Regions from separate parts of the Homo sapiens genome. Here region 2 is linked to region 1. Evidence: read pairs that join two places in POLR2A ChIA-PET (ENCODE). Cell type or tissue: CD4-positive, alpha-beta T cell. All regions are shown on one strand. Links, peaks and the distances in the headings refer to the core of each region. The heading gives the core; the rest is flanking DNA. Region 1 overlaps SCN8A (sodium voltage-gated channel alpha subunit 8). Region 2 overlaps FIGNL2 (fidgetin like 2).

Region 1 (5,871 bases), core at 841-4,840:
TTCGCATGTACCCCTAAACTTTTGCTTTGAAATTCAGGCTTAGAAGCTTGATAAAAATTATTTTTTTCCCTAGCTGAGTTACTTGGGATATTTACACATTTAGTCCAGAATGTATCTATGGAACTCAAATTTTCTTAATACTACTAAGACTATTGCAGTCGATCTAGTCTAGGGAATCAGGTGATCTTTAAGGCACTATTCAATCCTATTACAGTTGAGTAGTTTTAATCATTTTATTTGAGGAACCAAAGGAAAATTTGATGTAGTGATACTTCTTTAGACTCATGAAAAAAGTTAGAGATGTCACTATTAGTCATTCCTGAGAAAATAAAGTCAGTTTAGTAACCATAAGAAAGTGTTGCAAAGGAGATTTCGGGGACATATGCTGGAAAGGAAAACATGCCTTGTAATTTAAAATAGGACCTAGTATCTAGTGACCAATGAGCTCTAAAATATCTTTGATAAAGACACGTTGTAAGGATAGAAGAATAGAGTGGTATAAAGGGGTGTACAACTCAGAAAACTTACTTTTAGGTCCCTTTGATTCAAGTACCAGAATCTGGCATATAGATTTGAAGTATGAATGGAAGTTGGGTGTCTGTGAAAACTATATTGCATCAAGAACTTTGGGATAGCACTTTTAATTTGTAAATATATATAAGAAAATCATTAATAGGAAAGAATTCTTATCAGCTGTCACAGCTGTTGGAAAAGATTTATGAGCTAAAGTCAATAACTTTCTGCTGGGGCTAGTTAGGAACAGTGTAACCTTATTCTCTCATTCACTTAAATCTGCCTGTTCATTTCCTGCCTCTTCAAACTTTTCTAGCAAATTTCTACACAGTTCCTGGCATGCTGGAACCTTTACTCTGTGGGAACAGTTCTGATGCTGGGTAAGTAGCTCACCTAGTTTTATTCTCTTTCCTTAAAATAATGTACCTGTTATTAGTAGGGTCAAAATAGGCAATATGTTTACTTTTCTTTGTGCTCAAGTAGTAGACCTTACAATTGCATCTGACCTATCGGTTGGCATAGATTTTCTTTGTTTCACATTTGTCTATCTAAAGTTGACATTTCACTAGTAAGTGCCTGTGCTTGTAGTCTCAAGCCAAAATGAAAGAATCCAAGGATGAAATCAATAACACCAGATAGCTTACCTGCCTCTTGGGGACTCCTCTCATCCTATAGTACAATAGAGAGCAAAGATACCATCTTAGTGATGGTTATGGATCCAAGGATGACCCAAAATATGCTTGACCTGACAGCATAGAGGAGGAAAAAGAGTAGCAACGTAGTATTTGAGTCCTGATCCTGATACTTCCTGCTCTAAGACCTTTGGCAAGCCATTTAACTTACCTGAGCCTTGGTTTTTTTCATCCATAAAATGGATTTATTTAATAAGCCATGCTCTCTCTTGCTCACAGGGTTACTGTAAGGATCCACTTACATTACATGAAAATGCTTTGTAAACAGAGGGCTTTATAAATGTAGGGTGGTAGTGTCATTTTGCAGAGTATATTGGTCCTCTAAGAACTGGTGTTTTAACATGACCACAATGTCTAGAAATCCATTTAATTTCTGTATTAGACTACTAGAGATTACATTGAAAGAAATATGAGATGAATCTAAAAGCAGGAGAAATGGTGTAACTGAGGTAACTGAAATCCCCCCTTGACTTAGGTTGTCACAGTGAGTGTAAAGAAAACAAATGATTAAGAGGAACTTCTGGCCAGGCGCGGTGGCTCACGCTTGTAATCCCAGCACTTTGGGAGGCTGGGGCAGGCAGATCCCGAGGTCAGGAGTTCGAGACCAGCCAGGCCAACACAGTGAAACCCCGTCTCTACTAAAAATACAAAAATTAGCCAGACGTGGTGGCAGGTGCCTGTAATCCCAGCTACTCGGGAGGCTGAGGCAGGAGAATCGCTTGAACCCAGAAGGCAGAGGTTGCAGTGACCCGAGATCATGCCATGGCACTCTAGCCTGGGCAACAGAGCTAGACTCTGTATCAAAAAAAAAAAAAAAAAAAAAGAGGAACTTCTAGCCGTTTGTCATTTGGGATAATAGCTGAGTTAAATTTGATTGAATTGCACATTGATATGAATCTAGAACAGTACTTCTCACACTTTGGCATGCATAAGAATCACCTGGCATACCTCTTAAAAATGCAGATTCATAGATCCCATATCCAGAACTTTTAATTCCTAGTTTGGGTAAGGATGCAGGAATCTGCATTTTTAAAGACCATGCCAGGTGATTCTGACCCTAGGCTGTCCCCAGAAGTTGGTTAGCTGCTTATTTCCTTCTTCTTTTTCTTCTAATTTGTTGGCCTGGCTCTATCAATGGTTATTTATTATCTCCAAGGTCATGGAGTAAATAGAATTATGTTATTTATTATCTCCAAGGTCATGGCTGGGTGGAATTATGTTGAAAAGTCCTGAACTTCCCTTTCTTTCTTTAGGCAATGCCCAGAGGGATACCAGTGTATGAAAGCAGGAAGGAACCCCAACTATGGTTACACAAGTTTTGACACTTTTAGCTGGGCCTTCTTGGCATTATTTCGCCTTATGACCCAGGACTATTGGGAAAACTTGTATCAATTGGTGAGTAATACCTCTTTTCCTTTGGCCATAGAGTTTGCATGAGCTTATATGGGGTTGGGGACCTTCTGTGTGAGAGACATTTAGTGAAGACATTATACAAGATCTAACTGTTGTGTTTCCCACAGTCAGCTGGTTTTTGATATTAAGTGAATTCTCTCAGTTCTCATCCCTGTTTCTCGAATGCTCAGTCATGTATAGCTGTAGACTCTTACAGCCTTGACGGCCTCTTGTCTGGCCTGAGAATCTGCTATCTCTATCTACTTCCTATTGTTCATCCTCTGCAGCATATCTCCTTTTGGATATTTGGGGTTAGGGTTTGTTTTTTTTGTTTTGTTTTGTTTTGTTTTGTTTTTGAGGTAGGTACTACAGGCATGTACCACCACACCTGGCTATAATATTTCTACTTTTTGGAAAGTTGGGATTTCACTCTGTTGCCCAGGCTGGTCTTGCAACTTCTGGCCTCAAGTGATCCTCCCACTGTGGCCTCCCAAAGTGCTGGAATTACAGGCGTGAGCCACCATTAGGGCTTCTGTTTAAGAAAAATTAAACACCTCTTTGTGCAAGGCACTATATAGATGGAATTTCCATAAGGACCTTGGAGTATATCAACATTTTTGAGATTTGTAACACATTTGGATTTGTTCAAGCAGGTTGTACAGATAAAAATAAGGTCAGTAACATTCTGTTGGGCTACACTGGTGACTCTGGACAAGTCATTTAACTTTGCTGGTTGTAATGAAGTTAGTGTAAGTGATTGCTAAGTGTCTTACAGCTTAGAAATTTTATGACAGTCCATTGTTTTCTCTTTGTGTCATTTGGTGATACCAGTTACTTTGAAAATGAAAAACACGTCCCCTCAGGCATGAAGGACCCTCTTTAAGGGAAGTTTCTAGTTCAAATATCTGAGTTAATTCTTACCTTTCTGTTGCACAGCCTAGAGTTCCCTCAGGTTGAATGTTTCTCATGAAATATTTGTGATTGATGCTGTTTCTTTTTTTTTTTCTTTTTTGAGACAGAGTCTCGCTCTGTCGCCCAGGCTGGAGTGCAGAGGCGCAATCTCTGTTCACTGCAGCCTCCAAACAATTCTCCTGCCTCAGCCTCCCGAGTAGCTGGGATTACAGGCATGACGCACGCACCTGGCTAATTTTTGTATTTTTAATAGAGACGGGGTTTCACCATGTTGGTTGGCCAGGCTCGTCTTGAACTCTTGACCTCAGGTGATCCACCTGTCTTGGCCTCCCAAAGTGCTGGGATTACAGGCATGAGCCACCGTGCCTGGCCCATTTTGTGGTTAACAGAATAAAGATGAAAACTGTGTAATAGTGGGTTGCATGCACATAACCTAAAACCTAGTTTCCTTCTGCCTTTTTTTAACCTCCCCCACTATCCTTTATGTCATATTGTCATATCCTTTTAAAACTCATCCTATTGCAAAAGAATAAGGAAGGGTGTCACTCAAGATGGGGATTTCCTGGCCGGACACAGTGGCTCATGCCTGTAATCCCAGCGCTTTGGGAGGCCGAGGCAGGTGGATCACTTGAGGCCAGGAGTTCAAGACCAACCTGGCAAACCTGGTGAAACCACATCTCTACTAAAAATACAAAAATTAGCTGGGCATGGTGGCACATGCCTGTAATCCCAGCTACTCGGGAGGCTGAGGTGGGAGAATTGCTTTAACCTGGGAGGTGGAGGTTGCAGTGAGCTGAGATGATGGCACTGCACTCCAGCCTGGGTGACAGAGCAAGACTCCACCTACAAAAAAAAAAAAAAAAAAATGGGTCCGGGCGTGGTGGCTCACGCCTGTAATCCCAGCACTTTGGGAGGCCGAGGCGGGTGGATCATGAGGTCAGGAGCTCAAGACCAGCCTGGCCAACATAGTGAAACCCCGTCTCTACTAAAAATACAAAAAAATTAGCTGGGCATGGTGGTGGGCACCTGTAATCCCAGCTACTCGGGAGGCTGAGGCAGGAGAATCGCTTGAACCTGGGAGGCAGAGGTTGCAGTGAGCCAAGATCGTGCCATCACACTCCAGCCTAGGTGATAGTGTGACACTTCATCTCAAAAAAAAAATAAATAAAATAAAAAGATGGGATTTCCTTCAACTTGGACCTGATTTCAGAGACATAATTTGTCTGTTAATGCTGTTTGAGGATCTGTAGATAAATAAACTGCAGTCTTGTATTCTTTTCTTTATACTTGTCTTAGCCCAAAATCAAACTTTTTTTATGAAAGAAGTGTATGGGGAATATTTAGAAATGAGAGGGGATTTTTTTGTCACAATGGTTGGGAGATAACTACTGCCATTTAATATGAGTTGAGGATAAGTGAAACCATTCAACCATTGGGAGTACCAAGTGCCCACAATAGGAAGGAGTACTGCACAAGGAAACAGTCCTGTACAAAATGCAAATAGTGCCCTTACAGAGGAACTTGGCCCATTAGCTGTTTTCAGCCCGGTTCATTTGGTACAAGTGACTCAGAAAATGGCCTTTGTCTTTGCAGACTTTACGAGCAGCCGGGAAAACATACATGATCTTCTTCGTCTTGGTCATCTTTGTGGGTTCTTTCTATCTGGTGAACTTGATCTTGGCTGTGGTGGCCATGGCTTATGAAGAACAGAATCAGGCAACACTGGAGGAGGCAGAACAAAAAGAGGCTGAATTTAAAGCAATGTTGGAGCAACTTAAGAAGCAACAGGAAGAGGCACAGGTTGGTGATGAATTCTTTGCAATAGACCTTCCTGCCAGATCATGGTGACTAAGACCCCATCTGATTTTCACTGCAGTTGATCTTTTCTAGGCATATTTTCAAATAGAGGCCATTGGTCTGATGAAAATAACCCAAGTAACAACTGCAGATGGTTGCTCCAATTATTCCATTTGTCTTAACAGCCAAATTGTTTGTTCATATCATCTTTTGTTGAATTGCTCAACTGTTCAGTGTGCAACCGCCATGATGACTGGGAAGAAAAAAGTGACCAGGGCAGTTTATATAGTGTTTCACATAAGCATATTCTTTTTCTTGGGAGAAATGTTAAGATTCCTGTGGTCATAAAAAGTATTATTTCTAATTAAAAAGAAGATACAGGCAAAATATTAAAGTAAAACTTGAAAGACATTTGTGATCTCATCACCTTAACACTTAACTTTCTCATCCTTATCTAAATGTACATGTATTTATACATTTTTAGGACCCATAATATATAATGTTACTTAGCATTCATTTCCAGACTTGCTCAGAAGGGATCCTCTGGTACCAAGGCAGCAGTCAA
Region 2 (15,807 bases), core at 1-4,000, 120 kb after region 1:
CTCCCAAAGTGCTGGGATTACAGGCGTGAGCCACCGCGCCCGGCCGACACTCTTATCTAGACCACCTGATCTCTACTCTCAGTCTTCATTTGGCCCTTCATTACCTGGCCCTTCCACTCCAGGTAAATTTCCTCCCATTTTAGCCAGGGCAAAAAATGAAGTCATTGGGCAAAGCTCCCTTACCTCTGGCCCTCTTTTTACCTTTATCTACATCTGTATCCATCTTGCACCCAGAAGGCCTCAGGGTCCATCCGCCCCAGTTCTCGGCCCCATCAATTATCCCTCCTAGGTGCTGGGCCCGCCCCCCCCACACAGTTAGCTTGATTAATTCTCATCTTCAAAATGACCTCTCTTGACCCTGGGTTCCCCACTAGCTACCAGCTCATCCCTTTTTCCCTTCTTCCTTCTTTAAGGCATCATTGTCTACATGCAGTGACATGACATCCACTAGAGATCCTTTCAATAATCTAACCAGGGGCCAGGCACAGTGGCTCACGCCTGTAATCCCAGCACTTTGTGAGGCTGAGGCGGGTGGATCACCTGAGATCAGGAGTTCAAGGCCAGCCTAGCCAACGTGGTGAAACCCCTCTGTACTAAAAATACAAAAAAAAAAAAAAAATTAGCCGGGCGTGGTGGCAGGCACCTGTAATCCCAGCTACTTGGGAGGCTGAGGCAGGAGAATATCTTGAACCTGGGAGGTGGAGGTTGCAGTGAGCCAAGATCGCGCCATTGCACTCCAGCCTGGGCGATAAGAGCGAAACTCCCATCTCAAAAAAAAAAAAAAAAAAAAAAATCTAACCAGGAAGCAGGGCACCAGGTCAGCAACTTCTGCTAAACTTAGTTCCATAGCGCTACATTTTCCTTTAACCCCTTCCAAGAGAAAGAACTCAGCTGCCAAAGGACCAGCCCCAACCTAAGGGCGGGAAGAGGGTAGAAGTTTGAGAAGAGTGGGTGAGATTGCCTTACCTGCACACAGGCCCAGAACGATGTCTCACGTGAGTCTGAATACACACCAACATGTATGTGCACACCACCAGGGATGTGTACAGATGTGCGCAGCTGCAGGCACATGTGCATATGTTCATGCCTGTGCCTGGCACGCACATGTTTAAAGTGTGATCTCACTTAGATGCTTCCTGACAGACCCAGGCCTGCCAGGCCTTGCCTTCCTCCCCTAGCCCGCTATAGGTGGAAAATGCTGTCTCCCTGCCCCCACCCCCAGGCCAGTTACAGCCCTCTTGCTCTGACACAGAGACCCTGGGCCTGCTGCCAGTTTGCCTCCCACAGGAGCCTCAGGAAGGATCTCCCCAGGACGGGGACCCCATGTCTCCTGTCCAGGTTCACAAGTCACACTCCAATGATCAGTGATGCTGGAGGTGAGGAAAGGCCCTGAGGACATGGGGGAAAGTATAGGCTTTGAATCCCAGAGACCTAATTTGAATCCAGGCCCAAACACACACTGTGTGACCCTGGGCAGGTTGCCTGACCTCAGTGAACCTCAATTTCCCCATTTCTATTTGTTTTTTTTTTTTTTAAGTAGAGACAGGGTTTTGCCATATTGGCCAGACTGGTCTCAAACTCCTGGCCTCAAGTGATCTGTCTGCCTCAGCCTACCAAAGTGCTGGGATTACAGGCCTGAGCCACTGCACCCAGCCAATTTCTCCATTTGTTAAAGGGCATAACGTATGTCATGTTGAGTGGCAGTGAGGATTTAAAGATAATGTATATAATGGACACAGTCCAGTGTGGGGCACAAATTACAAATTCAGAACCCAAGCAGTGCCCCAACCTTGCTGAGTGACACTAAACAAGTAACTTCTCTTTGGGGCTGGGGAAACTTGGTGAATGTTCTGTGAAAAGAGGTTCCTTCCAGTTCTAATATGACGGGCCAGTAGCTGACGCCATTTCCCCAAAACCCAAGCACTGTGTACAGAACCAGCGCCTGTTCTACGTTTTACATCTCTAATGCAGCCGTCATACCAGCTCTGAGATCAATACTGTTATTGTCATCCCCATCGCCTCCCCAGATGAGGAGACTGAGGTACAGAGATTAACACATCTTCAGGGTCACATGGCTGTTACAGAGTGGAGACAGGACTCAAAGCCCAGGCCCTGAACCACTTGCCTATAAGGGCTCTCTGGCCCAGCCCTTTGTTCTTACAGCCAGAGAATAGCCTGAGTCATTCCACGCTGCACACCTACACTCACCAACACTCACTTCCTGGGCCTGTGGAAACAGTGGCTCTGCCCCCGAGTGCTGTGTATTTACCCTTCAGAGCAGGCAGGAGAATTTGTGTCCCCTCCCGGTAAAACGCCCAAGTAGAGCCTGTCTTTCCCTGTGAAGGGCCATCAGATAACCAGACACACCCCTGGGCTGGGCACACAGTTCCTTATTTGGGTTTTGTGGTTTTCCCAGGTGGTAGCTGGGACTCTGTGGAGAAAACACTCTCTCTCTCAAACTGCCTGGTTTGGGGAGCAAGGTATTGTTCCTGCGGCAGCTCTTTCTCTGCAGACCTTGAAGGTGAAGTGCTGCTGTGCACATAGGAAGCTGGAACCCCGCTTGACTCTACCCACAGGACGAAGTCCTTCAAACTCACAGGCAATCAATCAATAGTTACGGAAAGAATTACGGGATGGAAGAGTAAAGTCATTCCTAAAACCCCTCCCCTCATTTTTAGGAAGTCTTACAAGGTTCATGAGAGATGATTCAGCCTTCACAGCTGGCCAGAACACTCAGGCACCTATCTCCCCCGTGGTCCTGCTGCCCTCGGGTCCTGTGGGTGCCTCTCCCATCCCTGAGGACCACAGGCTCTCCATGCACAGGGCCTGATGCAGGCAGTAGGTATCCCCCCAGGCCACCCTGGCTTCCTGGGGCAGCAAATGCCCTGAGCTGTCACTCTGTGATCATGGCCAAGACATGAGTTAACCTTACTAAACTCCACTTTCTTCATCTGTCCATTGAGACCGCTGGTTTAGATCAGTGGACCTCTAACCTTCCTTTCTCATTAGAAACACAAATAAATTTTTTACAGGGTGAGGTAGGAAGAAACCCCAACAACACAGCATCAACACCCTCCTCCAACCCCCGAAGGAGACCCCCAAGATTCCTTCCGGATCTTCCAGAAATTCTCTGATTCTGGATTCCGTCACCCATAGGGGAGGGAAGGGATTGGACCAAACTGGGCTGGGGGCAGGGTAGGCAAGGAGGGGCAGCTGTGAGTCGGCTCCAGGCCGGTGTGGAGAAGGGGCCATGCCTCTGGGCAAGCCTCCTCTGAGCTCCATTATCTCAGCCTGGAACAAAGAGGCTGGAAGGGAGAATCCCATTGTCGGCCTCCCTTATGGAAATCTCATTTATCTATTCACCAAGGCTCCCACAGGCCTTTTGTCCCAGGCTTTTTGTCTGCTGCTTACAACGGGTGCCCCAGGGGGTCTCTGGCTGCCTGGCAGAGCTTGAACAGGACTGTGCCCCCTCCTCTAGGCCCTCTCCCTCATGCCAACCCCCCAGTTATTGCAACAGGAGAGGAGAGGGAGGGGTAACAAGGGGACTCTGGAAGACTGGTCACCTGCCACAGCCCTGGCACCTACCATACAGGAACCTCTTTCCCCAGTTCTGGGCCAGAGAATAGCCTTCAAAACCTGCCTGGGGGCTGCCCTAGAGCTGGCAAGGGGCCTAGCATGAGTAGGGCTCAACACATGTTTAGGGATGAGCTAGAGGATGCCATGGGGTGGCTGCATGATTCTTCCTTCCATGATACCTTGAGTGTGCCAGCCACTGTGTGCCAGCTATGACTCCCGGCTTGAGAGGCAAACCAGACCACATTGGGACCCATGCCTGCAGACTTGATCAGCTAACAGGGAAGAGAAAACAAAGTGTTTCCTCAGAAAGGAGGGAGGGAGGGAAGGGAAGAGAGGAAAAAAGAAGGAAGGAAGGAAGGGAGAAAAGGAAGGAAGAGAGGGAGGGAGAGAGGGAGGAGAAGAAAGGAAAAAAAGGAATGAAAGAGAATGGGAAGGAGGAAGGAAGGAAGAAAGGGTCAAAAGACAAAATTTCAGGAGGAGTAAGTTCAAGAGATCTATTGTTAAATATGGTGACTAGAGTTAATAAAAGTGCATTGTATACTTGAAGATTACTGAGAGTAGGCCTGGTGTGGTGGCTCATGCCTGTAATCCTGGCACTTTGGAAGGGTGAGGGAGGCGGATCACCTGAGGTCGGGAGTTCGAGACCAGCCTGGCCAACATGGTGAAACTCCATCTCTACTAAAAATACAAAAATTAGCCGGGTGTAGTGGCGGGTGCCTGTAATCCCAGCTACTTGAGAGGTTGAGGCAGGAGAATCGCTTGAACCTGGAAGGCGGAGGTTGCAGTGAGCTGAGATCGCGCCACTGCACTCCAGCCTGGGCAACAGAGCCAGTCTCCATCTCAAAAAAAAAAAGAAGAAGAAGAAAATTACTGAGAGTAGATTTTAGGTGTTCTTACCACAAATAAGTATGTGAGGGAATGCATATGTTAATTAGCTCAATTTAGCCATTCCACAATGGGTACATATTTCGAAACACCATTTTGTATACCATAAATATACCCATTTTTATTTAAAAAAAGAAATTTTAAAATCAAAATATTGAGTTGTTTTTTTTTTTTTTTTGAGATGGAGTCTCACACTGTCGCATGGGCTGGAGTGCAGTGGTGCGATCTCGGCTCACTGCAACCTCCCCCTCCTGAGTTCAAGTGATTCTCTTGCCTCAGCCTCCTGAGTAGCTGGGATTACAGGCGCCCACCACTACACCCAGCTAATTTTCTGTATTTTTAGTAGAGATGGGGTTTCACCATGTTGGCCAGGCTGGTCTCAAACTCCTGACCTCATGATTCGCCCGCCTTGGCCTCCTAAAGTGCTGGATTACAGGCATGAGCCACCACACCCGGCCTACGCTCTTTTTTTCTTGAGACAGAGTCTCACTCTATTGCCCAGGCTGGAGTGCAGTGGCGAGATCACCACAGCCTCAACTTCCCAGGTTCAAGCGATCCCCCCACCTCAGCCTCCTTAGCAGTTGGGACCACAGGTGCCAGGTACATGCCACCGAGCTTGGCTAATGTTTGTGTTTGTTTGTTTGTTTGTTTTTGTACAGACAGAGTTTCACCAGGTTGTTCAGGTTGGCCTCAAACTCCGGGGCTCAGGCAGCCCACCCCCTCAGCCTCCCAAAGTGCTGGGATTACAGGCGTGAGCACAAAACCCAGCCTGTATTACCCTTAAAACAGAGACAACTGTTGATTTTTTGTGCAAATGAAGAATTACAGGAATAAATACAGTTGATAGATTAAAAAAATAAGGTCATATAGCTAAAAAAGAAAAAAAGAGGAAAAGAAAGAATGCTGGAGGTTCAGAGACAGCGGAGGTACTTTCGCTAGGGAGTCAGGAATTCATTTTGCAGCAGTCATGGGGAGCACTGGGGCATGGAGGGGACAGCAGGTCCCAGCTCGGAGGCTCCAGGAGAAAACAAGGAAAGTGCAGAGCTGAGCAGGGAGTGCTGGCACCCACTCCCCACAGCACCCCAGTTAAGCAGGTATTATTTGCAGATAAAACAGTGCCAGACAGATGTGGCTGGCCCCAGGTCACGCAATCCTCTGGAGGCCAAGTGGGGACCTGAAAGCAGATCTCCTCCCACTTCCACAGGCTGTGGAAAGGCAAGGATACAAGGCAGGGAGCACACCCCTGAGCGGGGCATGAGAGCCAAATGCTTTCCTTCCCTGTCCCTAAGCTCACTCCTTGGCGGGAGAGGGGATAGAACAAAGGATGAACCGAGGATGGGTGAGCTGTCTGAAGTCTCCCTCTTGTGCACTGATCCCACCCTCTTTCAAGAAAGACACTGTTCCCTCGGTTCCCCCTTCTCCTACCTGATCCATTTCCCTCTCTGCTGGGTCACTCTCATCAGCTCGCAAATATGCTGTTGTAGTTCCCGTTTTAGGAAAAAAAGCCCAAAATATATATACATTTTTGAGACAAGGTCTTGCTCTGTTGCCCAGGCTACAGTGCAGTAGTGTCCCCATAGCTCACTGCAGCCTCCACCTCCCAGGCTCAAGCATTCCTCCACCCCAGTCTCTTGAGCAGCTGGGACTACAGGCACATGCCACCACACCTAGCTAATTTTTAATTTAATTTAATTTATTTATTTTGAGACAGAGTTTTGCTCTGATGCCCAGGCGGAATGCAGTGTCACGATCTTGCCTCGCTGCAACCTCTGCCTCCTGGATTTAAGCAATTCTCCTGCCTCAGCCTCCTAAGTAGCTGGGATTACAAGTGCCCACCACCACGCCCAGCTAATTTTGGCATTTTTAGTAGAGACAGGGTTTCTCTATGTTGGCCAGGCTGGTCTTGAACTCCTGACCTTAGGTGGTCCACCTGCCTTAGCCTCCCAAAGTGCTGTGATTACAGGCGTGTGCCACTGTGCCCGGCCCCAAAATAATTTCTGAATCCCCCTTCAGCTACATTCTATCTCTCTCTCTTTGCTTGTTTTTACCTTTTCTATGCTACTGTTTCTTATTCCTGTCCTTCCATTCCTCTTGAACCCCTTCCAAGCAGGCATTTACCCCCAACACTCCACTACCTTTGCCTCATAACCACACAGCTGAATCTGATGCTCTGCCCTCCTCTTGCAAAACCAGGGACCTGCGCTCTCCTGGCCCCTGCTGCCGTCCCCTCCACAGCCTCTTTGCTGCCCTCCCATCACCCACTCCCTTCTAAACCCTGCAGACCTCGGGCTCAGTCCTGCAGCCTTCTTTTCCCTCTCCATGGTAATTCCGTGCATGATCCCATCCCATCTCCTAGCTTTGACCATCACCTGTGTATTGATGTTTCCCAAACATAGTTCTCCAGCTGAGATTTCTCCCCTGCACTCCGCACTTTATTCAACCTTCTTGCTGACATCCCCACTGGAATATTTAATTGGCATAATTAACATGCCCAAAAGTGAAACTCCGGGCTCCCACATCCGCAACCTAGCCCTCCCTCAGCCTTCCCCACTGCAGGAAATGGCAGCTGCATCCTTTCTAGTTGCTCAAGCCAGAAACCTTGCGGTCATCCTTAACTTCTCTTTCACTCTTCAGAACAGCAAATTAGATTCTTCAATCACTTCTCACCACCTCAGGGATGCTATCACCTGGACGACAGCTGCAGCCTCTCTCTCTTTTTTTTGTTTTGTTTTTTGAGACAGGGTCTCACTTTGCTGACCAGACTGGAGTGCAGCGGCGTGATCACGGCTCACTGCAGCCTGGACCTCCCAGGCTCAAGCAGTCCTCCTACCTCAGCCTCCCAAGTAGTTGGGACCATAGGTGTGGTGGGCCACCACACCCAGCTAATTTTTAAAATTTTTTTGTAGAGATGGGGGTCTCACTGTGTTGTCCAGGCTGGTCTTGAGCTCCTGGGCTCAAGCTAGCCTCCTTCCTTGGCCTCCAAAGGGCTGGGATTCCAGGCATGGGCCACTGTGCCTGGCCTCACTTCCATCTCACCTCCCCCTTTCTACATCGTCCTCTCTTTTCTTAACACAGTTGCCAGTGTAACTCTTGAAAGCATGTTCCATAAGTCATTCTTCCACCAAAAGCTTCCAGTGGCTCCCATCTCACTCAGAATAAAAGCCAAAGTCCTCTCATTGGCATACAGGGTCCTCATGGTCGGCTTCCATTACCTCTCGGCCTCACCTGCTGCCACTGCCCCTCCTCCCTCCCTTCCACACCCTGGCCTCCTCACAGCTCCTCCCGCCACGCTGCTTTCCACCTCAGTGCCCCTGCCTCTGCCCTGCCTGGAACACACCTTCCCTGGGCTTGCACCCTGCCTAGCATCAAGTCTCTGCTTAGCCGTTGCCTCGGCAGACACTGTCCCCTTCAACCTGATGTTCCCTGTAACACTCATCCATCAGATTATGGAACAACAGGTTGAAGGGGACAGTCCTATTTGTTGCTTTATTGTCTGTGTACCCACTAGAAAGTTCATGAGAGCAGGGACTTTGTTTTGTTCACTGTTATATCCCAAGCACCTAGGACAGTGCCCGGCACAGATTAAGTTCTCAATAGACTACAGGATGGATGGACAGACGGACGGATGGATGGATGAATGGACAGACAAATGGACGGATGGATGGATGAATGGACAGACAAATGGACGGATGGATGGATGGATGGATGGATGAATGGACAGATGGACAGATGGACAGATGGATGAATAGACAGACAGACGGATGGGTGGATGGATGGTTGGATGGATGGATGGATGGATGGATGGATGGATGATCCTAGAGGCTTGAAATGGCCTCTGTGTCCAAATAAAGAAAGCAATCAGGGTGACTAAATTTGAGTGTACATGTGATGGTGAGGGTGGCAAGGGGTGAAGCCAGGGGCTCACCTCAGGAATGGATAGGGGAGGGGAGTCCAGAAGGGGCATTTGTGTCTGTGAACACCAGAGGAAAGTGTCCAGCCCCCAAAGGCACCTATCTCAGCCCCCCAGAGACTCCACAGGGCCTCTTTCTCTTTAAATCTCTCTCCTTCTGTTACCCCCCACCCCATTGGGCTTCTGTGGGAGAGGACAAAAGGGGTGCTGGAATTCCCATCAAAGGTCTCTGGACACATGGTAAAGAGATCAGGGCCCTCAGGATCCTGCTTCCTGGAGGTGCGGAGGCCGCCCCGCCAGTCTGGCTCCTCTCTGGGGTGGGAGATGTGGTGAGGGGTGTGCTCTGGCCCTGGTCTTCTCATATGTCAAATGCCAAACAGCAGGAGGTCGGCCTGGGAGAAGCTGGCCAAGCGGCCCCCATCTGGGCTCTGTGTACGCGTGCACACGCTGACGGGAGGGGACAGCACAGATATCCCTGCCTGTGTCCGCGGTCAGGGCCACAGCCAAGCTGTGACCATCTGTTGTTGCTCTGAGAGGCCAGGCCAGGGGCCCAGCACCCTTGAGGAATGAACCTTCCCTTTCACCCAGCCTTCTAGTGTTTGCAAAGAACTTCATAGTTATCCATCGTTTTCGTCCTCACAATGTCCCTGCCAGATGGGCATTATTCTCCCCATTTTATAGAAGAGGAAATGGAGACTCAAGTGTGGAAAGAGATTCTCCCAAGGTCATACAAGCTGTAAGAGGGGAAGTGGGACTCAGCCCATGTGTCAACACCTGCCTACCCCAGCCTAGAGGCAGTAAGGCTCTCCAAGGTGCCTCAAAGCACAGGGTCCTCATTTCAAGCTCAAAATAAGCAGATCTCCAGGGTCAGGCTCTCAGGCACAGCCTCCCACCCATCCCCTGGCTCAACTCCTGCCCAACCCTCCCCCACCACCCCCTCTTCCAGGAAGCCTTCTTGGACTGACCCCCAAGGAAGTTCCTTAGATGCCTCAAAGTCTAGAGCTCCCTGCAGCCACTTCTTTCCCACTGTGACTGCCATGCTCTCCTTGCATGTTTATCTCCTCTGTGATCCAGGACCTCTTGAGGGAAGCCCAGTCACCCAAAGGAACAGATGATTCTCTAACTTCAGATGGCCCACACCGCATTCCCCTTCGAGGCAGCCCAGCAACCTGGGGAAGGAACATAGTGTGGCGGGAAGAGTCCTGCCCAAGGCCACCAGCCCAAAAGGGGCAGAATTGGCACTTGCACTCAAGGACTTTGCTTCAGCCCTGAACACAGCCTCTAATCCTGTACTGTCCAATGACAGGCACTAGCCCCATGTAACTATTTAAATTTGCAGACATTAAAATTTAATAAAATAAAAATTTTACTTCCTCAGTGGTACTAGCCACATTCCATATGTTCAACAACCGTATGTGGAAGTGGCCACTGTAGTAGACATCACAGACACAGAACCTTTCCATCACCATAGAAAGTTCTATCGGACGGAGCTGCTCTATCTTGAACTTCTATGGAGTCTCGCTTCTTAAGGTCTTTAGGTAGACTTCCTGCGGATCTAGACTTCTTTTTTTTTTTTTTTTTATAGACAGAGTTTCATTCTTATCACCCAGGCTGAAGTGCAGTGGCGTGATCTCCGTTTACTGCAACCTCCACCTCCTGGGTTCAAGTGATTGATTCTCCTGCCTCAGCCTCCTGAGTAGCTGGGATTACAGGCGTGCACCACCATACCTGGCTAATTGTTGTATTTTTAGTATAGACAGGGTTTCACCATGTTGGCCATGCTGGTCTCGAACTCCTGACCTCAGGTGATCCACCCACCTCAGCCTCCCAAAGCGCTGGGATTACAGGAGTGAGCCACCGTGCCCTGCAGGCTTCTTTTCCTAGGATTCCCAGGCAGTTTTACAGCTACCCTGGACTGGAGCTTTCCCTAGAACCAGGGGAGGGAGGATGGGCTAGCTGAGTCAACTCCCTCCGCCCCAGCCCCGCCTGTCTGCCCTGCCTCAGGAGAGGAGGGACAGGCGGAGGAGGAGGAGAGGAAGGTAGGACAGGGCACTCTGTCATCTGGCCTTTGGGCTGCGCTGCCCTCCCCCATCAGCTGCTCAACACCCCTCCCCCACCCCGCCCACCATCCTCATCCTCATCCAATCCCAAGGACAGATGGGGGCCAGCAGAGAGGGAGAAACGTGACCACAGTGAAAGCACTCTCAAGTGGTAACACAGTCCGGGGGTCACAGCTGTGTCCCCCGAGGCCTGGCCAGTCTCTCATGTCCAGCCTTGATGTCTGGTCAGGCCTGGGCTAAAGTGAGTCTCTGTTGGTGGGGGGCGGATACTTCAGAATCCTAAGGGGAGATGGAGGAATCTGTTGGTGCCGGATTATCCCAGCAGACACACCCCAGTTAGAAATGCAGTCACTCTTGTGGTCACTCATCCATCCATCCATTCAACACACATTGAATAAGCCCCCACCATGTCACAGTGTAATAGGAGGATGTAGAGGTGGGCAGTGGACTTCCTAACCAGCTTGACCAGGTAGGGACATGGCTGGTGGGCTTAATCCTCGTCCCAGGCTAGATGAAGGTCCTTTGTCTCTGCCCAGTGGTCTGAGCAGGGTGGACACCCCCAGCCCCCTCCTCCCCTCACACAGGCGCACATGCCGGTGGGTGGGTGCGCAGACACACACACTCCCAGCTGCTGCCAGAAACCCCCCTCCTGTGGTCTCTCTGGCCAATCACAGCACTGAGGAGTAAGTCCCACTGTCCGGTGGCCCCCAGGGAGTGTATTAGCACATTTGAACCGCTCAACCTGCAACTGACAAAGCCTGGGGCCTTGGGAGGGGACACAGCAGGAGGGGTGGGGGCCTGTGGGGAGCTCTCCTCCCGTCTGCCTCTCAGGGGGAAGCTCAAGACTAGATTAAGCATTCTGGGGCACAGAGGAATTTGGGGGCCCCAGCTCCAGCCGTGAATAAGCGATCCATAAAATCCCAATTTACACACTCACTGATCAAACAGCCCATCTACTACCCCAGGAGGTTGGGGGTGGCTCCTGGGCCTCTCCTGCTCTCAAAGAAGGTCCGGGGGAGCTGGGAACTGGACATAGGACGCAGGCTCCCAATGTTTTCCCTACAGCCTCAGTCCCATTCCCAATCCCCATGAGGGGTATCCATGCCAAGGGCGTGGGGCCTGCCGGTACCCCCTGTGACCTGGCTGCCTTGGGATGGGCTGGGGGGCTGCCTCAGTCAGGCAGCCATCTTTGTCCACCCTCTGTGAATAACAGCTCCTTTTTTCTCTTGTGTTGCCCTGGGGCCGCCAGGCCCGACTGCAACCTCATCAGAGCTGCTAATCACTTTTCCAGCTCTCCTCTCCTCCCCACCCCCTTCTTCCCAACAGCCCCTCCACGTTTTCTCTGGACCCTCCACCAAAAGCTGCCCTGGGATGCTCAGGCCACCTTCCTTCCACTGTCTTGTCTCACCCCAAAGCTAGGCAATATCCAGGAACACAAGGGGCTCCAGGCTGGTGCTCTGTCCCCAGCCCATCTTCTGGGAGAAAGCAGGTAGAGAGAAATAGCCTTGTTATTACCCTAGTCCCTGCCACCAAAGAAAACACAACGTGTCTCCCTCTTGCCTAGGTGTTGTTTGCTCCCCTTGGTTAGGCTGCCTGCAATTTCACCAAGAGAACACCATTCTGGTTAAGAAGGATTCTCTTTTAAACCAAATGGAACTTCTGGGAGGCTCCAGGCTGTCAGCCAGTCACACCTCCAGGAGGATTAGCAAGGCTGATTCTCCTTCTCCTTCCCACCTGCTCGAGGTGAGCTGCATGGGCCACTAGAAGTGTTCATGGAGGCCGGGGAAAGCGAGTCTTTGGGGCTGGGAATTGCCCACCACACCACACCCCACTTCTCACTACATGTGAGCTATGTTGGAGCAGGTCAGAGATGGATGTCAGCTCCTGGGCCCTGGGGGAAGAAAGGAGTAAGGGCTGCCCTGTCTGTGTGCTTCCCAGAGGCCACTGCACACTGGGCTGGGAGCTGGATCTCCATTGTCTCATTCAGTCCCCTCAGCAGGCTGCTGGGAGGATTGTGGTGTGAGCCTGTTCTACGGTGAGACATACTCCTTCCCTTCTCCCCTTTCTCCACTTCACTGGCTGCTCCAGGTACCCCACCCCAATAGAGCCTGTACCCATTAGTAACCTGGGTAAGGCAGGTGTCTGAAGGGCAACCTGAAAGACTGACCCACGGCTTGCAGGGGTCTCTGAGCCCACTCTAGCCAGCCCTTCCCCCTCCCATGACTCAGGTATTGCAGGGAGTGAGCACTGGCCTCAGAGTCAGCCTCTGAGATGTGGGACAATGTCTTGATCTGTTTCCTCCATTGTGAAATGGGGGGTGGAGAGGCAGCATCCCCCTCACAGGCTGGCCTGAGGGCAGTGAAGGAGAGGTGGAACTTTCCTGACTAGCTAGAGGGGCCACCCATGCAGGACCCAGGGCAGGCTCCAACTCGCTCCTAGAGACTGGCTAGGTGCAGTGGCCTGGGAAAGAGGTGGGGGGGCTGCTCTCCAGGCCCAGAAGGACCCAACTCATTTGACAGAGGACTCCAAAGAGAAAACATAATCCTGGAGCTGCCTGCGGGGCCCCAGAAGAGCTCTGCCTTGCAGGAATGAGTTCCCTGTCCTGCCCTGACCAGCTGACCGTCACTGAAAATACAGTCCCAAACCACAGCTTCCCAGGATGTCCTCGCCTGACCCCTGGCTGCTCTGACCTGTGTCCTGGGACATCTGTCACCAGCCTCTCCTCTGCTAATAGAGGGAGGAGCACCAGGGCCCTCCCATGACCCCCCCAGCCCACCCTCTGCCACTTAGAAACTGCCAGGCAAGTCTCATACTCCTGCTTCAAGTCCCTCCTGACAGCCCACTGTGCCCAGACGTAACTTGGTCTTGAGCCACATTCTTCACTGTCCCCGGGAATCTTAAGAGGAGAGGTAGGAATCTAGGTGAGAATCTTAGGACCCTCTGGGAGGGTCCACAGAGACCTCAGACTCAACATGCCCAAGGAAAACATCTCCACCTCCTCTCTCCCGATTCCATCTCTTCAGCTAGGCTGGAAACCTAGGAGTCCCTGTGTCTGTCTCTCCAGCCTCCACTCATCTAGCTGGCCATGAAGTCAGGTTAACACTCTCTCTAAAACAACCCACAGCTCTCATGTTCCCCACCACAGCTGGCCCCACCTCTGAATTCTGCCTCTGTTCTCTGCCTTCCTAATCCTTCTTCTGTGTGGCTGCTAGGGTGGTCTTTCTGTCTAAAACAGACTCAGCCTCCTACCAAGCACAGAGACGATGTTAACCCTTCAGCCTGGCACCAGAGGTGGATGAGTCTGTCCTTCCTTCCAGCTTCGGGCCCTTTCCAGCTCCTCCAGTCACATCAGCCCATTCTCTCTGAGGCTGTTCCTGTCTCCCTCTTTGGTGCCCCGAAGCATGTTCCAGGCACTTCTGCCCTTCCACTCCAATGCCCAATTTAGAGGTGACATCACTTGTTAACTGGGTTCCCATTCCCTCCGCTGCTCAGCCAGCCCCTGTCTGTGAGCCCTGGTACAAGTGGCTCTCTAGCCCTTTCTGCAGCTCTCTCTCTACCCTGACCTGCTCCTTCCCAAAGTCCCCTCCCTCAGAAAACATTCCCTGACACACAGTGGTAGAAAGAGCAGGGCCACTGGGAACGAGGATGACCTGGACTTTTTAATGATAGTCATGACTTTTTGTCAGCAATTACTTTTTAAAAAGATGACTTGCTTTTTCATTGAGGAACAGGGATTTGCAGTTGACTCTGCGCTTTGCCCTGTCTGAAGTCAGTTCCCCTCCCTGAGGCTCTGTTTCTAGCACACAACGCAGCCTCACACCTGTGCACTCAGTGATGGGCACTGCGGGGAGGGCGCAGGTGCTCAGTGGAGGCCGCCATGGACTGTCCTCTGTCCACTTGGGGTGGCCCTGTGATCTGGGGCTGGTGAGGTCCTTCCAGTGCCTGTCTCCTCTTGGGTCTGCATCTGGGGCTCCTCTTTGCCTGGGACTTGGCCCTGCATGGGCGAGAGATGGAGGATGAGGCCAGAGCTCTTCACCACTTTCAGCCTTAGGCCCCTTTCGCAGTCTGGAAAACCTATGACCTGTTCTCAAAAATACTTCCTCAATGCATAAAAGAAAAATACATGGGGCTACAAAGGGAATTAATAACATTGGCCAGGCACGGTGGTTCACGCCTGTAATCCCAACACTTTGGGAGGCTGAGGCAGGCTGATCACCTGAGGTCGGGAGTTCAAGACCACCCTGACCAACATGGCGAAACCCTGTCTCTACTAAAAATACAAAATTAGCTGGGTGTGGTGGCACATGCCTGTAATCCCAGCTACTTGGGAGGCTGAGGCAAGAGAATTGCTTGAACCCAGGAGGCAGAGGTTGTGGTGAGCCGAGATCACACCATTGTACTCCAGCCTGGGCAACAGAGCAAAACTCCATCTCAAACAAAAACAAAAACATTGGAATACAGTTATCTGCAGGAACTCCTCAGGGTCATGGACCACAAGGCTCAGCCCAAGAGCCTAGAGTCTCTTGGAGGGCCCCACACTTCCCCTCCCCGTAGCCAGTTTTAGGATCCAAGGTTGACTTGAGTCTGTTTGGGTGGCATGTGGCCTCCAAAAGGCTTAAGCTTTAAAGTCTGGGTGATCCTGTGTGCCCTAGCCCCAAATATGGCCCCTTCCCGTGCATGGGGGTGGGAGAGAGACATGCCCCCACAGGGCCAGGCCTTACCAAAGGCGAGGAAACAGGCCCAGGCAGCCCACCCAGGAGTCCCCAGCAGCTGCCTCAGCCCCTCCTGCCCTCTTCCCAGCCCTGGGGGGGCTGAGCCGAGTAACTCCAGCTATGCAGCCCGGCCGGTCCACCTGGGTGTGAGTGGGCAGGGCTGTCCTCAAGGGGGTGGCCCCCTACACCTGCAGGGCCACAGGAACACAGAGGGAAAAAGATACTGGGGGGAGGGTGCTAGGAAAAGACTGAGCAACCACAGCAGCTCCTGTCTGCCTGCTCCCATATGGGATTCTCAACACAAGCCAAGTCCGGCCCTGAGTGCTTCACACACATCAGTTCATTTAATCTGAGTGAGGACGTTATTCCCATGTTGCAGGTGAGGAAACTGAGGCTCGATTAACTTGTCTAAGTCACCAAGCTGGGACAGATGCCACCCCCAGCAGTCTTGCTCCAGATACTTCTCTGCCTGCCACAGCAGGTGGTGGTGTTCCCATCGAACAGCTGAGAAAACTGAGGGAGCAGTTCATTCCCACCCTCTTCCTCAACCTCCCCTGCTCCCCCAGCCCTCCTTTCTTGAACCCCCTCCCACACTTAGCCACCAACCCCGGAGCTTAGCATATCTCAAACTTGTTCTCATGGGACCAGATAAATCCCTGCCCAG

What was found. ChIA-PET counts read pairs that join two places held together with the same protein. Peaks named below come from ENCODE experiments on the same cell type or tissue, not always from the same donor. Only the 100,000 strongest peaks of a DNase experiment are listed, where the experiment ranks them.
Region 2: POLR2A ChIA-PET joins it to region 1 with 9 read pairs; 5 of 35 experiments call an interaction of 5 or more read pairs at or near these places.

Annotation. Positions count from the first base shown.
Region 1 is chr12:51,700,315-51,706,185 of GRCh38, forward strand. SCN8A (sodium voltage-gated channel alpha subunit 8) reads left to right here. Exons shown (of 27, transcript NM_001330260.2): 8 at 830-893; 9 at 2,459-2,600; 10 at 5,103-5,309. Among named protein-coding and RNA genes, the nearest start is that of TMDD1, 110 kb to the right of the region's middle. In CD4-positive, alpha-beta T cell, for the core only: no CTCF peak of the experiment used is centred there; no DNase peak of the experiment used is centred there.
Region 2 is chr12:51,825,871-51,841,677 of GRCh38, forward strand. All of the region lies in intron 1 of FIGNL2 (fidgetin like 2), which reads right to left. Among named protein-coding and RNA genes, the nearest start is that of FIGNL2-DT, 14 kb to the right of the region's middle. RefSeq lists enhancers at 706-1,206, 1,880-2,431, 3,534-4,083, 10,210-11,161. In CD4-positive, alpha-beta T cell, for the core only: no CTCF peak of the experiment used is centred there; a DNase peak (open chromatin) is centred at 2,193.